2 separate regions of the Homo sapiens genome follow, and region 2 is linked to region 1. Evidence: read pairs that join two places in POLR2A ChIA-PET (ENCODE). Cell type or tissue: PC-9. All regions are shown on one strand. Region 1 overlaps SYNE2 (spectrin repeat containing nuclear envelope protein 2). Region 2 overlaps SYNE2 (spectrin repeat containing nuclear envelope protein 2).

The links. ChIA-PET counts read pairs that join two places held together with the same protein. Peaks named below come from ENCODE experiments on the same cell type or tissue, not always from the same donor. Only the 100,000 strongest peaks of a DNase experiment are listed, where the experiment ranks them.
Region 2: POLR2A ChIA-PET joins it to region 1 with 11 read pairs; 3 of 35 experiments call an interaction of 5 or more read pairs at or near these places.

The regions. Positions count from the first base shown.
Region 1 is chr14:64,165,805-64,168,304 of GRCh38, forward strand. SYNE2 (spectrin repeat containing nuclear envelope protein 2) reads left to right here. Exons shown (of 116, transcript NM_182914.3): 91 at 1,429-1,583; 92 at 1,691-1,835. Among named protein-coding and RNA genes, the nearest start is that of MIR548H1, 72 kb to the left of the region's middle. In PC-9, no CTCF peak of the experiment used is centred here; no DNase peak of the experiment used is centred here.
Region 2 is chr14:64,060,475-64,062,974 of GRCh38, forward strand. It overlaps SYNE2 (spectrin repeat containing nuclear envelope protein 2), which reads left to right. Exons shown (of 116, transcript NM_182914.3): 50 at 2,277-2,421. Among named protein-coding and RNA genes, the nearest start is that of MIR548H1, 33 kb to the right of the region's middle. RefSeq lists an enhancer at 1-392. In PC-9, CTCF peaks have their summits at 317 and 519; a DNase peak (open chromatin) is centred at 1,417.

The DNA of each region.
Region 1 (2,500 bases):
CGCCTGGCCTAACTCACCCTTGAGCACAGTCATTTTTATGCCATTCATTACTGTCCTATTTTCCCTCAGGCCTAGAAAAAGTAGGATGACATAGGGATCTCTTTTAGTAATACGTCAGAGTAATTTGTAGTAGATGTTTTTTCATAATTACCGTCAGTGAACTGAAATAATCTAGAAATTGGCTGTTGTGATTAATTGAATTTTTCTGGTTAGTTTAATATAAAAAAAATTCTATTATGCATTTTTCTTTACCTTCGTAAGTTTAGTTTAGTAAACATAAATGACTGAAAGAATTAGATCTGGTCTTGTAACTCTCCTAGGAATCAATATTCATAACTTAGATCAGCAGTCAACAAACTGTGGTGCACTGTCCATCACTGATTTTTTTTTAAATAAAATTTTGATGGAACACAGCCATGCCCTTTCATTTACATATTGTCTATTATAGTTTTCACGCTACAAGGGCAGAGTTGACTAGTTGCTACAGAGACCATATGGCCCACAAATGCCTAAAATATTTATGATCTGCCCTTTTACAGAAAAAGTTTGCTTATCCTGACCTAGAATATTACAGCAGAGTTCTGTAGTGGTAACTTCAATATTGTTAAGGATGTTTGCTTGTCAGCTTAGAAGCTGTCGCTGGAATATCTTTTTAAAAATGAAATTTTGATAAGTTTGCTTTCTTGCAATGTCATGTTCTATCAAAATATGGGTGTTTAAGTCCCTTGCTCTGCTAGAGTTATTTTAAGAATCAAATTTTCATCACTCTGTGCTTGACCTGTTTGTTGAAGGCCAGGTTATTGGCAGACTAAATGGGACTTAAAAGCCCAGAATTGGTCCTTTTTTAAAAAGCATGTTAGGCTGGGTGCAGTGGCTCACGCCTGTAATCCCAGCACTTTGGGAGGCCGAGGCAGGTGGATCATCCAAGGTCAGAGTTTTAGACCAGCTGGCCAACATGGTGAAACTAAAAATACAAAAATTAGCCAGGTGTGGTGGCAGGCACTTGTAATTCCACCTACTTGGGAGGCTGAAGCAGGAGAATCGTTTGAACCCAGGAGGCGGAGGTTGCAGTGAGCCGAGATCATGATACTGCAGTCCAGCCTGGGCGACAGAATGAGACTCCATTCCGAAAAATAAAAAATAAAAAAGCCTATTTTCTGTATTCTTCGGTGACAAAATCTGAGATAACTTTCTATTTCCTGGGCTGTTTGGGTGCTGGCCGTGTTGCAGGTTGGTATTCTAGAAGGCACAGCATTGAGATAGCTGAATTCAGGTCCCACTCTAACATTAGCAAGCTGTTTGACTGTGGGCAAGTCATTTGCCTGTTCAGGCCCCAGTTTTCCTTTATCTTTGAGGTAAGGAGGGTTTTTTGTCATCTAGATATCTTATTGGCATCCAAAAACCTGTACTTCAATTTTTTAAAAATAGAATCATGTGCTGGCACTGACAGCCCAATCACCTGATATTGAACATTTGAATGAAGTGAGCCTCAAGCTCCCACTTAGTGACGTAGCTGTGAAGACGTTACAAAATATGAACCGGCAATGGATTCGGGCCACGGCCACGGCACTGGAGCGCTGCAGGTTAGAACATCCCTTCTCTGTCGTTGTTTCAATTAAGGTAAAATTAACGGCTTCAGCTCGGGAATGGCATTGTTAACATGGGTGTGTTTTGTTTTAAACCTTTGTAGTGAGCTTCAGGGAATTGGATTGAATGAAAAGTTTCTTTATTGCTGTGAAAAGTGGATCCAACTTTTGGAGAAGATAGAAGAAGCACTCAAAGTGGATGTGGCTAACAGCCTTCCTGAGCTCCTGGAGCAGCAGAAAACCTATAAGGTAAACCTGTGTTCTCTGCCACCCTTGAACCGCTCATCTGGGGCAGGAGTCAGGGAAAGATAGCTTTAAATAAAACACAGGGAGTGTACCTATCAGTCCCTAAACACAGAATGTATACCTTTAAGCAAATTCAGTTGTCAATTGGTCATTTGTAAAATTCTTGTACGTTTCATAAATTTCAACATTTACTGCTCTATTTTATTAGGGAGAGGACTCCTAGATTTTCTGCAGTACATGGAAGCTTCTAGTACAACTTTGCTTCCACAAAATGCAAACATTATACCATTCTATCAAGAGTATAATAAAATACTTCGACTCATGTTTGTATTTTCACTCAATAATTCTCCATAGTATTAAAGCACCTGGTATAATTATAACTGTAGCGTTAATAATTTCACAGGAGTTTCCTCAGTGCTTATGCTGACATGTATTTGAAAATACTCCTGGTGGTTATAGGCAGATCCTGCTTTTTTTGGTGGGGGGAGACAGAGTCTTCCTCTGTCACCCAGGCTGGAGTGCAGTGGCGCAATCTCGGCTCACTGAAACTTCCACCCCCCAGGCTCAAGCAATTCTCGTGCCTTACCCTTCCGAGTAGCTGGGACTATAGGCATGTGCCACTGCACCTGGCTAATTTTTGTATTTTTAGTAGAGATGGGGTTCACCAT
Region 2 (2,500 bases), 110 kb before region 1:
ACTCTGCCCAGTACCCAGTCCTACTTAGCTGGTATCCAAGTTGCAAGGCAAAGTCCTCTTTACTCTTCCCTCCCCTCTCCTCAAGTAGAAAGAAGGGGTCTCTTTTGGAACTGTGAGCTGTGGTTCATGAGGTTGGAGGAGGGGTAATTCCAAGGACTCCCTTAGCTGCCTTGGCTGGTGTCTCACTTGGTCACATGCCCCAACAAGTCCACTGGCTCTGATTGTAGCACAGCACTAGGACTTACCTAGGAGTTGCAGTCTCTGTGGTCTCGACAACCTTTCAAGTTTATTTAGAACCCCAGAGTACTTTAGCCCAAGGTGGCGAGGCTTGCTGCAATTCTAGTTTCAACCACTGGGATGGGCAGTTGCCCTCTGGCTAGGGCTAGTCTAAATGCTTCATGGGTGCTGGCTGAGTTTTGTCCTATGTTGGCAGCACTGCATTCCAATGCAAAGCTCCCCAGTTGCTGCGCTTTCCCTCCCCCACGTGCACGGATTCTTTCTCCCTGCCATGCTGCTGCTGCTGGGGGATGGGTGAGGAGTGGCATCAGCAATTCAAGACTGCCTTTTTTATCCTCTTCCATGCCTCTTTCAGAGATATGAACTAAAAACTAGTTACTGTGATTGCTCTCGTAATTTTTGGTTTTTATGAAGTTGCTTTTGTATGGAGATAGGTGTCAAATTCGGTGTTCCTGTGGGGAGGATGATCAGTAGAGGCTTCTATTCAGCCATCTTGCTCCTCCTGCATACCTCACTTCATTTTTTCAAACCCATCATTATGACTCTGAGGTTTATTCATGTTCTTAGTAAAATTTATTTACTTAGCTATTGATGGACATTTGGATTGCTCCCAGTTTTTGCATTCAGAAACAGTGCTACTTGGGAAAATTTTTAAGTGTAATAACTTCCCTTGGGTAAATATCTAGGAGTGTGATCATTCAGAACAAAAGGTTATGTACATCTTACATTTTTAATGCCAAATGATTTTGCCAATTTCCACTCAAACCAGCAGCATATAAGTATTCCAATTGTCCCATATCCTTGCCAACATTTGATATTGTGAGACTCAATTTTTGCCAATCTGATGAGTAAGAAGAGGTATTTCATCGTGGTTTTAATTTGCACTTCTGTTACTGCTAATTAGTTTGATCTCTTTTTTTGAATGCTTATTGGTCATTCATGTTTTCTCTTCTGTAAAATGCTTATTTAAGCCTTAACCCAATTTTATTGGTGGTTTTTTCTTACTGATTTCTAGGAATTCTATATTTTAGAGAGTGGTCCTTTATAGTTATATGTGTTACAAATATTCTTGCAGAGGGAGTTTTCTATTAGACACCCATCCTGGGATTGGCTCCCAGCTTTATGGTCTGTCCCCCACCTTTCAGTAGGAATCAAAGAAAATTGAAACTCAAGTGCCCTCAAGGCAAAAAACTGGTCCTACAACTTTGCCTATTTCTGTATATTTCCATTTTACAGTTTGACTCCCTAATTCCTTGTCAATTTATTCATGCGTTTTAAGAGTTGTTTTTTAAGAATAATTTGATATAGAGTTTTTAGTTACATTCAATGGGGGATTTAGGCTGTGTCTGTTTTTGTATGCATAATTTTAGTGTTTTAAAATATATATGCTATATATAAAATATCAAATATCCAGCTTTATTTTAAAATTTTATAACAGTTCTTTTCTTGATTGTAACAAATACTTTCTAAAAGTAATGTAATTACTCTATAATATTGTATACGATGAATTGTTTTAATTTCTTAATCATACCTTTGTTAGATAAGGGTATTCCAATGTGTGATGTTTTAATTAATAGTCTAGTGAGTAAAGATGTTTTACTGTGCAAAAGATTTAGGATAAGCTCTATATGTTTAGGATACAGTTCTTAAGGTAAATTGCAGAAGCTGCATTAATGGGTCAAAGATGGGAATAGTTTTAAGACTAAGTGGTTTTCCACAAGAATTGTACCAATTTACAGCTCATCAGTGTGTTTGAGAATGCAGTTTTCATTTTACTGAAGTGAACTTTAAAAAAAAAAAATCTTCATTTTAGAGGACGGCCCTTGCTTCCTTTTCAAGTTTGCATTTAAACCCATATGCAGGTCCCTTTGGGAATAAAAACTTCTTGGAAAACATTTTAAAATGCATTGCCTAGCAAAAACGAAAGTTGTCATATCTTTTCTTAAAAATTAAGTGTGGAATATTTATTCTGGGAAATTTTGAATTTATTGTGTTAAATAAAATTTAATACCACTTTTTTTCTAACTGTGACTCACTAGGTATCTTGAGAATTACAAATGCTATAGAAAAATGGAAGAGGATATTTACACTAACCTCAGCAAAATGGAGACAGTTCTTGGACAGTCCATGTCCTCGTTGCCACTGTCTTACAGAGAAGCTTTAGAGCGCTTGGAACAGAGCAAGGTAATAGTATTGGCAATTAGCCAGTAAGTCTGTGTGCAAAAAATTGCAGAACAAACTGGCAGAGGCAGCAGAGAATGTG